3 separate regions of the Homo sapiens genome follow, and regions 2 and 3 are each linked to region 1. Evidence: read pairs that join two places in POLR2A ChIA-PET (ENCODE). Cell type or tissue: IMR-90. All regions are shown on one strand. Region 1 overlaps GFPT1 (glutamine--fructose-6-phosphate transaminase 1). Region 2 overlaps GFPT1 (glutamine--fructose-6-phosphate transaminase 1). Region 3 overlaps ANXA4 (annexin A4).

Region 1 (4,000 bases):
TGCGATCTTGGCTCACTGCAACCTGTCTCCCAGGTTCAAGCAATTCTCCTGCCTCAGCCTCTGGAGTAGCTGGGATTACAGACGTAAGCTACCACGCCCAGTTATTTTTTTATTTCTTGTAGAAATGAGGTCTTACTACATTGCCCAGGCTGGTCTCGAACTCCTGGACTCAAGCGATCCTCTTGTTTCGGCCTCCCAAAGTGCTGGGATTACAGGCATGAGCCAATGCATCCAGCCAAGGTACATCTTCTACAATCCTAAAAGCACATATAAAGGCCAGATGCCGTGGCTCACGCCTGTAATCCCAGCAATTTGGGAGGCTGAGGAGGGTGGATCACTTGAGGTCAGGAGTTCGAGATCAGCCTGGCCAACATGGTGAAACCCCGTCTCCATTAAAAATACAAAATTCCTAGCCAGGCATGGTGACGCGTGCCTGTCCCAGCTACTCAGGAGGCTGAGGCAGAAGAATCACTTGAGCCCAGGAGGTGGGGCAGAGGGTGAAGTGGGCCGAGATTGCGCCACTGCACTCCAGGCTGGGCGACACAGTGAGACTCTGTCTCAAAAAAATAAAAAATGTAAAAGTAAAATAAAATAAATCACACATACAAAAATAACATATGGAGTGAAACAATTAAGACTTTCAATTATTTGTGTGTTTAATTGGTTCATGTCTCCCCTACTTTACTGTAACTATTGCCACTAGAAGGGGCTCCATGACACGTCTCTTGCACATTTAACATTCTGGAGCTCAAATCACTAGTTAAGTCATGACATCTCTATACATTCCCTCACAGTCAACCTATGTCATCATCTTTCTTGAGAAAAAAAAGCATGTACTTCCTGCTCACAATCTTCAAATATTCCATCTCTCTCTCTTCTGACCATTCACATCAGACTACAATTTTTCATCATACTGCCAAGTCAAACCCTCTGGGTCCACTGTGCTCTGACTCCTAGTCTCTGAGCATCTCTACACTGAACTATGACAGCCAAGGAGAACTCATCTATCCTATCCATTTCGGTCCACTTTCGGATGGGCCCTCCGAACTGCTGACCAATCCTATTAATTCATCACTTGCTTAACTTTCAAACTTCTCCCAGATATTATTTTAGAGTCTAAGCTACATACTACTCTCAAATCCTCATTTTCTCTTCCCAGCTTCTTTTTCATTTTTGGTAGATTCTTACTTTATAGAATTAAAGTCTTTTTTTTTTTTAGACAGAGTCTCGTTCTGTCACCCAGGCTGGAGGGCAGTGGCGCTATCTCAGCTCACTGCAACCTCCACCTCCTGAGTTCAAGCGATTCTCCCGCCTCAGCCTCTTGAGCAGCAGCTGGGATTACAGGCGTGTGTTACCACGCCTGGCTAATTTTTGTATTTTTAGCAGTGACAGGGTTTCACCACGCTGGCCAGGCTGGTCTCGAACTCCTGACCTCAGGTGATCTGCCCGCCTCGGCCTCCCAAAGTGCTGGGATTATAGGCGTGAGCCACTGCGCCTGGCCAGAATTAAAGTCTTCATTTTCTTTTTTTGTTTTTAAAATATAGAGACAAGGTCTCAATATGCTGTCCGGGCTGGTATCAAACTCCAAGCCTCAAGTGATCCTCCCACCTCAGCCTCCCAAAATGCTGAGTTCACAAGCATGAGTCACTGCCCCTCACCCATCTTCTTTTCAACAGTTTAACAATATATAAATACTTCTCATCCTTCCTTGTAATCTCAAGAGAGACATATTACACATACTACTCTCTGAAGCTAGCCTCTCCCCTACTTGTAACTTTTTTTTTTTTTTTTAACAGTCCTGCTCTGTCACCCAGTACCCAGGCTGGAGTGCAGCAGCACAATCATAGCTCACTGCAGCCTCAAACTCCTGGACTCAATCCTCCCACCTCAGTCTTCTAAGTAGACTGGACTACAGGTATGCACCACCATGCCTGGCTAATTTTTTTTTTTTTAATAGAGATGGGATCTCACTATGTTGCCCGGGCTGATCTTGAACTCCTAGCGTCAAGCAATCCTCCTGCCTCAGCTTCCTGAGTGGCTGGGATTACAGGTGTAAGCCAAAACACTGGCTACTTATAACTCTTTTTTTTTTTTTTAATTGAGACAGAGTGTCACTCAGTCACCCAGGCTGGGGTACAGTGGCGTGTTCTCAGCTCACTGCAACCTTCACCTCCCAGGTCCAAGCACTTCTCCTCCCTTAGCCTCCCAAGTAGCTGGGATTACAGGTGCGTACCACAACAGCTGGCTAATTTTTGTATTTTTAGTAGAGATGGGGCTTCGCTATGTTGGCCAGGCTGGTCTCAAACTCCTGACCTCAAGTGATTCGCCCACCTCAGCCTCCCAAAATGCTGGTATTACCAGAGGGAACCCCACACTGGGCCTTACTCCTAACTCTTGATGAGTGTTTCTCCAACTTTGTAAATACAGAACTCTTTTGTTAACATCAAAATATTCTGAGGCTCCTTCACAACAATGGGTTAAATTTTTATTATTCAATGATCTAGAACAATCTTTATTCAACTTACAGACAAAGTTATAAGCATATGAATAAGCAATGAACACCCTGTAACAACTTCAGGGCTTGTAGGTCAGGAACCACAGCTCTAGAATTCAACTTCTCAACACTCCCAGGGGACCTCAATCCCAAAATCCTCTTCTTTTTCATATTACTTGCAGCCCTCCTCCTAAACACAAACTGAGACCCTTCTGCCTTGACATATGCAATTTCTCTAATAATTTCTTCATAACCATATCCAATTAACTTCTCTGCAGTATTACATATGAATGACCTTTTTCTACTTTTATAGACTCTGTTCAAGGCAATATACTACTTTGGAACTCTTCTGCCTTTAACCACTGTTCCTTGGTCTGTTTTCCTGGCACTTCTATTTCCTCCTTCATCTGGTAGTAGTTCTCAAACTATTTCCGCCTCCATTCACTGACGGTTAACATATGCCATTAATGATTACCTCTCACAGTATACTAATACTCTACAAGTTGAGTAAAAGTCCTGCCCCATCACCCAGAACATTCCTGAACCTAACACAGAAACCCAAACCCCAGAGCTCTCCAGTCTCTAAATTTCTACTCATTCTACTTGTGGTCTATGACATGGCAATGAACAAGGACTGTGTATTTTCACCTGAAGCTGTTGCATGTGCATTCATTTTCTTTCCTCTGATCAGGCAGCAATTTCTTGAAGGCAACTCTCTTATTTTAGTCATCTCTGCAAAGGGCAGAGTGCCAAGTATAAAGCCATCATTTCAAATACCTGCAAGTATCTTCTAACACTTTCTAGGCACCTGAAATATACGGTCAAAAAATTCTCAAACCACAGAAACAGAACACTATTTCACCGGATGCTAAAAAGGAATGAAGTAAAGAAAGGTTTCATAATTAAAGGTTTAAGAACTACCTGGTTAAAGTTAGGTATATATTTAGAACTTTCTGGAACCTTTAATCTTGCTAATTGTGAATCTCCAAGAGCAGAATTTCCCAAACTTGTGTTACAAAACCCTTTCCCGCCTTCTACTGCTCATTACCAGAACCTATTAACCTCCATTTCCAGGGGACAATTGAAGAAATGCTTATTAAGCAATTATTTTCTCTCACAACTTCTTCATATCCAGTATATGTAAGGATATGTTAATAGTACTGGTTTTATGACCAATCCTAGCAGCCAATCTCAGCATCCCTCAATTATCTCCAAAGCCATTAGACAGTATAATTACAAAAAACTTTTGAAAAATTCATTTTAGGATACTTTAAAATTGCAAGTTCCTTTACTGCTTTTAAAAAGGATCTCATTTGCAAACATTCCATTTATTTATTTATTTATTTACTTATTTATTTATTTATTTTGAGACAGTCTCTCACTCTTGTCGCCCAGGCTGGAGTAGAATGGCACTATCTCAGCTCACTGCAACCTCCACCTCCTGGGTTCAAGAGATTCTCCTGCCTCGGGCTTCCGAGTAACTAGGATTACAGGCATGCGCCACTA
Region 2 (4,000 bases), 53 kb before region 1:
ACACTAAAAACAAAAGCACTATGTTTTGGTTGCCACAATGGCTGAGAAACCAGGAATGCTACAAAGTCTTCAATGTGTGGGACAGTTCCAAACAAAAAAGAATTGTCCTGCCAAATGCCAATAGCTGCCCTGTTAAGAGATAGAGGTTATATTAAGAAAACAGGTGGAGACTACCCAAGGTGAGTCACAATCTTGGAGGTGAACCCCAAGGTTCCTTCAAGTTCTATGGGTAAGAAGATGTTGTGATGTAACCTACAAATTGGGCCATGAAAATATAACAGGTGACAGATATATATTTGATAGATTTCTCAAACACTATTGTTAAAAATTTAGGAGAAAAAAATCAGAATGTATCCAGGTAAAAAACCATCCCAAGATTTCTGCAGTGGTAGATGACTTACATCATAGCCTCTCAGCACAGCAAGGTGGAAAGCCAGCAACTGTAAAGGGATCACGCTGAGAATGCCCTGCAAGCAGTCCACTGAGTGGGGCACCTTGATCGTTCTTTTTGTGTTCTTAATGGTCTCAGTATCCTCCTTATCACAAATTACCACAGGCCGCCCCTAGGAAAGAAAATCACACACATACACAACATCACTGGTGGGCAAAGGCAGGGCTATAGCTTACGAATGTGCAAAAATTGCACTGCATAATCCATATGAAGCCTCACGGACAGACTTCTTTAAATTCCTGTGTAGTAAATCTGATTGTTATTACTTATAGTCGAGGAAACAGAAGCGTTATGGGATCCAGTAATTTGTTTAAACTCATGCAACTAAGAAATACCAGGCTTAGTACTTGACTGCAGGTTTGCCTAACTTCAAAGCTCAAGTTCATTACCACCACATTGTGCTTAGGGAATAATATCTTTTGGAATTTATATATAAAGCCAACTGATCTGAAGAAAACTCAATTATATAATATTAAAATAAAACCTAGATGTTAGATTTCCCCTGAAATATATCGCGTGTGTGTAATTTTTTTTAATTTATTTTATTTACTGTTTTAGAGACAGGGTCTCACTATGCTACCCAGGCTGTATTCAAACTCCTGGACTCAAGTGATCCTCCTGCCTCAGTCCCCAGAGTAGCTGGGACTACAGTCATGTGCCACTGCAACCAGCTGAAATATATATTTAAAAATATTTTAAAATACATTTTTAAATGTTTTAGAAGTATTAAATTAAAAAGGAACAGCATATGTTAACTAAAAGAAGACAGGATGTGGAGACCAAGACCTCAGTTCTGGTCTTGGTTCTGCCCAATATGAGATCTATGACCTTGGTCTTCTTAAAGCTCTAAGTATCTGGGCCAGGCGGGGTGGCTCATGCCTGTAATCCCAGAACTTTGGGGGGTTGAGGCAGGTGGATCACTTCAGGTCAGGAGTTCGACACCAGCCTGGCCAACATGAAACCCCATCTCTACCAAAAATACAAAATTAGCCAGGCGTGGTGGAGTGTGCCTGTAATCCCAGCTACTTGGGAGGCTGAGGCAGGAAAATTGCCTGAACCCAGGAGGCAGAGGTTGCAGTGAGCCAAGATTGTGCCACTGCACTCCAGGGTGGGTGACAGAGACTCCATCTCAAAAAAAAAAAAAAAAAAAAACTCTTAAGTATCTGATTCCTCACATGTAAACCTCAAAGGCTGTATTCCAAAGTAAATGAGTTAACACGTGTAAACATGTTTTGTAAGTCATTCAAATAAGCTAGCGTAACTCCCCTCTTTGATCCCCAAGGTGTTCTCACAGTCCCCCGACTTACCTGCCGAGCAACCACTTGCTGAAGAGCATTCTGACACTTGGCATAAGTGTGATCTCTCATGATGATCATGATCACAGGCATCAATTTATCCACCAAAGCCAGAGGGCCATGTTTCAATTCACCAGCAAGGATGCCTTCAGAGTGCATATAAGTAATTTCTTTGATTTTCTAATAGGAAAGAACCAGATTTGTCTTCAATCCACTTTTCAAAAATCCATGTTTAAGTAAATATTATAAAAAGCATCTGATATGTCAAGCCACTGTCTATCTATCCAAAAGTATTAAAGGACCACTGATCTATAAATATATCTAACAAGTTAATAGATCACTATTTCTATATTATCAACATGTAATTGGAAGTTTTAAAGCTCCACAAGGACTTTTTAAAGATTTTAGATTATCACAAACATATTCATATTTCTGGTTAACCCTTTTTTTTTTTTTTTTTAAGACAGAGTCTTCTTCGATCGCCCAGGCTGGAGTACAGTGGTGTGATCTCGGCTCACTGCCACCTCCACCTCCTAGGTTCAAGTGATCTTCCCGCCTTAGCCTCCCAAGTAGCTGGGATTATAGTCATGCATTACCACATCCAGCTAATGTTTTTGTATTATTAGTAGAGATGGGGTTTCACCACGTTGGCCAGGCTGGTCTCGAACTTCTGACTTCAAGTTTGATCTACCTGCCATGTCCTCCCAAAGTGCTGGGATTATAGACGTGAGCCACTGTGCCCAGCTTGACCTCAATTAAATTTCTTATCTAGAGAACTTAATCTTTATTCATATTTGAACAAATTAACCCAAGTTACTTGCTAAATCCAAGTTTATCATGTTAAAATGTACTCTTTTTGATTTTCACTTCTGAACAGAGTTCTCTGTTGCACTTTCTCAAAGTAAACAAACCACAATGCATAAATACAGAAGCACTTTCAAAAGTTCTACCTATTTCATTCATTTAATGTAAAAGTATGACTATGTGTCAGGTCTGCAGGTCAATGGACTGATACTAATTAGAACTGAGAAAACTTACCAGTGCCCCTTCAAGACAAGTAGCATAATGATAGCCTCGTCCCATTATCAGAACTGACTTCTGATGATAAAGTTCTGTTGCTAGTTTCTGAATTTCGTCATCCATGCTCAGTACTTCCTTAATCAAATCTAAGAAGTAATATTAGCAAAAAAGGACAATAAACCAAACAAATAAAATAACAATATATTGGCAGCAAATAACAAAAGACCAGTGTTTCTATTCCTCTGTGCTATCAATCAGTATGGGTATTTTTTTAATACATCGGAGCAAACGTAGAAAGATCTTATTGACTAAATAGCTACAAGCCACAGCTTCAAGGATAAGAGAATTTTACCTATTACCCACTCCCTTAGACAACAAAAGTGTAATATATGAGTGTCTTTGTACCAGGCAGCCGTTTCAATCCAAGCATGATCTCTTTGCGTCTTTCTTGCATGGAGATCCGATCATCACACATCATAAGGGCAAACATCACAAGGGATACAAACTGGCTGGTATAAGCCTGAAACATCACAAAAAAGCAGGACAATTAGTTGCAGCTGCATCTGAAGAATTTAGAACTTTTAATTTTAAAAAGCTGAAAATAAAATTCCCATTGGTTTTACAGTATATATTCTCTATCTCTTAAAACTACGTTAGGGCCAAGCATGGTGGCTCATGCCTGTAATCTCAGCACTTTGGAAGGCCAGGGCAGGGGGATCGCTTGAGCTTAGGAGTTCGAGACCAGCCTGGGCAACATAGCGAAACCCTGTCTCTAAAAAAAATACAAAAATTAGCTGGGTGTGGTGGTGTGCACCTGTGGTCCCAGCTACTCAGGAGGATCACTTGAGCCCGGGAGGCAGAGGTTGCAGTGAACCAGGATCGCACCACAGCACTGCAGCCTGGGACAGAGTGAGACCCTGTCTCCAAAAAACAAAAATAAACTATCTTAGTAACAGTGAACTGAACCAGTACTTGGGAAATCTATCACTATTCTCCTTTTCTGAATCTTGAACAAATGACTCAACCTTTATTTCTTAGATACAAAAGCCAAACACCTTATAACCCATTGAATGCTTATAAAATTCCTAATATCCCTAAGAAAGGAAGGAAAAGATGAGCAAATCAGCATGTGCCTAACCACATTTAGTTTTTGGTGTAAGTCAAAAGGCAAGTGCTTGATAAACTCTCCTTGGGGTACTTGCACTGGTATTGCTGGATTTTTTTTTTTAATTGC
Region 3 (4,000 bases), 390 kb after region 1:
AATATATACATATGTACACATATATAATATTCATATAATTATACACGTATACACATACTATATAGTATATGCGAGTATATATTATAGCATGTATTCAGCATGGTATAATATAAAGGTCTCTAAAGACAGGCAGACCTATGAAAACATAGCTCTTATCACCTATTACTGAGTGACCTGGGGTACTATGCTTAACTTCTCTAAAACTTAAATTATCATGTCCAGTCCACTGGAAAATAATAGGGCAAAATGATATAATAGTGACAAAACACATAAGCATTCAGTACAACTAGCTCAATAACTACTTATTTTAAAATAAAGTCCCTCTGGCTCTAGAGGATGGAATAAGGAATACAAGGCCAGCTCTCCTGATGGTTACAGCTGCTTAGCAGTGGCAAAGCCTACCTGTGGAGGAGTGAGCGCAGGGCCAGAGAGAGGATGACTGGAAGCTGGGAGAGGACCATTGAGAAAGGTCGTAAAGTCTTTACAGCAGGAAGTTCAACCACGTCATCTCTGTAGCTTCCAGGATTTTTTTAAATGGCAGGTTACTCTTAAACCTACAAGGCATAGGGGATCATATACTGTCATGAAAGGTATACAGGCGGAAAGGAAAGTGTGCCGTTTAGTAAATCAAATGGTACCTGACATGGGGCAGGCATTCAGATAATGTGTGTTGAATGAGTAGGTGAATGAACATGAAACATCAGTAAAACTGTCCTGTAAGTCCCATGATAGAAATAATCAGCATTACTACCACATCAGCTTCTTGTTTCTCAGGTCACTGGACTGAGGGGAGGGAAATCCAAATAATTTGTCTGCAATTAAAAGGCAGAAGGTCAGGTGCAGTGGCTCATGCCTGTAATCCCAGCACTTTGGGAGGTGGAGGCAGGCTGACCACTTGAGCCCAAGAGTTCAGGCCCAGCCTGAGCAACATAGTGAGACCCCATCTCAAAAGAAAAGTTAAAAAACAAAAAACAAAAAAAAACCTCCACCAACAAAAAACCAGCCAACTGAAATTCCAAAGGTCTCTAGTCCACAGGTGGCACTAGGGGTCACTCAGAAAATAAAAATTAAAAAGAAAATTACTTAGGAAAGTCTAAAGCACTATATTGGGTACTTCATTATATCTGAAGCAAGTTGATGATGGTGCCCAGAAAAACAAGGTAGGGAAGCTGCACATTTATAAAGCGTATTAGAATATTCTTTGATTTATGCACTATTCGAAGCTTGAGCCTGGGAACTAAGGCCATACAACAAAGCAAGGATTAAACTATCAACATGTGGGACCCAGTCAGCTTTCCCAGCAATCATTGAGGCCACTGTGACTTTCCTTATTGTTATAAAATGTAGATATTTAGCCCTACCTCTTAAGACAAGATAGAACTCACCACAACCAGTTTTCACTACTGTAGTATCTAGTGGCTTTCAAATCAGGTAAACTAGGTGTTTTATCCCAGTCTGGCCTCATGCTAACTTCAGGCAAATTACACAACTTTTCTCAGTTTTTAACTTGTTAAGTGGAAATAATAGTCATTGTCCCAGAGGTTATTGAGTAGATAAGATAACATGGAGGAGTGTTTAATAAGTGTTCCCTCCCTCCTTCCCCTGCCTTTTAGACAAAGCAATCATTGGAGTAAAAACTGGCTTTGGCATGATGTGGGAAGAGCAGAGAAGGCGTGGGATGTTTTAAATTATATGTAAAATACATTTTTTTATTTTTTTGAGACGGAGTCTCCCTCTGTCACCCAGGCTGGAGTGCAGTGGCGTGATCTCGGCTCACTGCAGCCTCTGCCTCCAGGTTCCAGCGATTCTCCTGCCTCAGACTCCCGGGTAGCTGGGATTACAGGCACGTGCCACCACACCCAGCTAATTTTTGTATTTTTAGTAGAGATGGGGTTTCCTCATGTTGGCCAGGCTGGTCTCAAACTCCTGACCTCAGGTGATCTGCCCACCTCAGCCTCCCAAAGTGCTGGGTTTACAGGTGTGAGCCACTGCACCAGGCCTAAGATACATGTTTTTTAATTACTTGTGGATTGAAAGGATTATTATTGCCCTCAACAGTGCTGTGAATAACTGGCCAAAATATGGACAAAAGACCGTCCGTAAGTTACTAGCTGGGTGCTAGGCTGGAATCGATTCTTATTTAAGATGGCCTAGTAGGCAGGCCTCCAAATTTGTTTTCATTCCTTTACCTTCTACATCTTGCCTTTGAATACACGTTTAAAATGTTATTTCTCCCAACTCAAACCCCGTCACTGCAATAAAACTTCCTTTACTTTTAGAAGGATCTAAGTTCCAAGAAAAAAAGAAGGAAAAAAAGAGAGTTACTCTCATTTTCCTATTTCATAGACAGTTTTGAAAGCCTTTAGTGTTTGGGTGGGGCCCAGTCACACCCTTTGCAATCTGCAGACCAGTGGTTTAAATTTGTCATCCTTGTGGGCTGTAAAATGAAACCATGTACCAAAGAAAAATAGTGAATGACTCACTCACATGTGATCTTCCAGCGAAGGGAAGGATTCAGTAGGAATGTGCCACAAGGCTGGCAGGTCCCTTCATAATAGGCTCAGGTGGCCTGTTCTGGGATGTGGGTCAATGTTAGGAACCTGAATGGAGGCCGCCAAGTTGTGGTGGGGTCTGAAGGAGAGCTTCAGTTACCGGGGTGAATTCACCACAATGCAACATCCAGCAGACCCAGAGAAACTCTCTCTCAGCACGACAAGAAAGGGAGGATTCCTATTCACCAGGCTCATTAAACCTGTACGCACACACACATGCAAACACACACGTGCAGACACACACACGTGCAGACACACACATATTGCTAATTTATTTATATTAAGAAATACAGTGCCAGGCATGGTGGTTCACACCTGTAATCCCAGCACGTTGGGAGGGTGAGGCAGACGATCGCTTGAGCCTAGGCATTCAAGGCCAGCCTAGGCAATGCAGCGAGGCCTTGTCTAGAAAATTTAAAAAAAAAAAAAATTAGCTGGGCGTGGTGGCACGTACCTGTAGTTCCAGCTACTCGGGAGGCTGAGGCGGCAGGATCTCTTGAGCTAAGTAGTTCGAGGCTGAAGTGAGCTATGACTGTACCACTGCACTCCAGCCTGGGCAACAGGGCAAGACCCTGTCTCCAAAAAAAAAAAAAAGAAAAAAAAAAAAAAAAGAAAGGAAAAATATTATTTAGGCAAAAATCCTCATGCTCCAATATTTGTAGACAGGTTGATTTGGGAAGCCAAACTCTAGCCTAAAAGGTGCTTGGCAACCATGGAACAAGGGAGTATTAGATGGACAGAATTCATCTTCACAGTGGGGAAATATCTGACCCCCGACCACTGGCTTCACCCTTTCCGTAGGACAGGGCTTAGATGAATATTTCAAAGTAAGCATCTGTGCCAGTTTTGCATGGAGCTTGCTCTGCTGATGGACACAAGTTTTCCTTAAACATGCTAATATCTTCCAGCAAGCCTGCTTCAACCCAGGAGCCGTTCTTTCCCATTAAAATGAGTTTGCATATCTTTGTTTTGATGGGTGTTTGCTGATTTTACTAGTCTAATGCTTAGGGAAGTATCTACTTTGCCCGCTTTCCAAATGCTGGGTGAGAGAGGAGAATGCACCACACTGTTACCTCCACATATAGCCTACTAAATAGGACTTGAAATCAGAAGTTCTTGTTCCACATCCCTGCAGTCTGCCATAAGGACATAAGAAACTTTCTAGTTGAGTCAGCACCTGGCTTGCCCATTTCTGGCAGATACAACTGGGCAATTTGTGTTACAGTGTATTATTATCCTTCTGGACATCCTGGAAACCAGTATAGATGTATTCTCAACATACCTACTTTTTCTTTATGAATTCATTGTAAATTATTTCCATGAATTTATGTAATCTTAGTTGAAATAAGTTGAACTTATTTACAACTTATTTTTCCCTTTTGTAACTGCTATTGAGATAGGTCTCATATGTTTAATTCCCAACTATCTTTCAGTTGCTCCAAAACTAT

Evidence for each region. ChIA-PET counts read pairs that join two places held together with the same protein. Peaks named below come from ENCODE experiments on the same cell type or tissue, not always from the same donor. Only the 100,000 strongest peaks of a DNase experiment are listed, where the experiment ranks them.
Region 2: POLR2A ChIA-PET joins it to region 1 with 14 read pairs; 3 of 35 experiments call an interaction of 5 or more read pairs at or near these places.
Region 3: POLR2A ChIA-PET joins it to region 1 with 10 read pairs; 4 of 35 experiments call an interaction of 5 or more read pairs at or near these places.

The regions. Positions count from the first base shown.
Region 1 is chr2:69,379,782-69,383,781 of GRCh38, forward strand. The region is part of intron 1 of GFPT1 (glutamine--fructose-6-phosphate transaminase 1); the gene reads right to left. Among named protein-coding and RNA genes, the nearest start is that of GFPT1, 5.4 kb to the right of the region's middle. RefSeq lists an enhancer at 1,690-1,739. In IMR-90, no CTCF peak of the experiment used is centred here; a DNase peak (open chromatin) is centred at 1,670.
Region 2 is chr2:69,326,513-69,330,512 of GRCh38, forward strand. GFPT1 (glutamine--fructose-6-phosphate transaminase 1) reads right to left here. Exons shown (of 20, transcript NM_001244710.2): 16 at 3,172-3,286; 17 at 2,785-2,912; 18 at 1,759-1,926; 19 at 402-563. Among named protein-coding and RNA genes, the nearest start is that of GFPT1, 59 kb to the right of the region's middle. In IMR-90, no CTCF peak of the experiment used is centred here; no DNase peak of the experiment used is centred here.
Region 3 is chr2:69,767,963-69,771,962 of GRCh38, forward strand. The region is part of intron 1 of ANXA4 (annexin A4); the gene reads left to right. Among named protein-coding and RNA genes, the nearest start is that of ANXA4, 28 kb to the left of the region's middle. In IMR-90, no CTCF peak of the experiment used is centred here; a DNase peak (open chromatin) is centred at 2,449.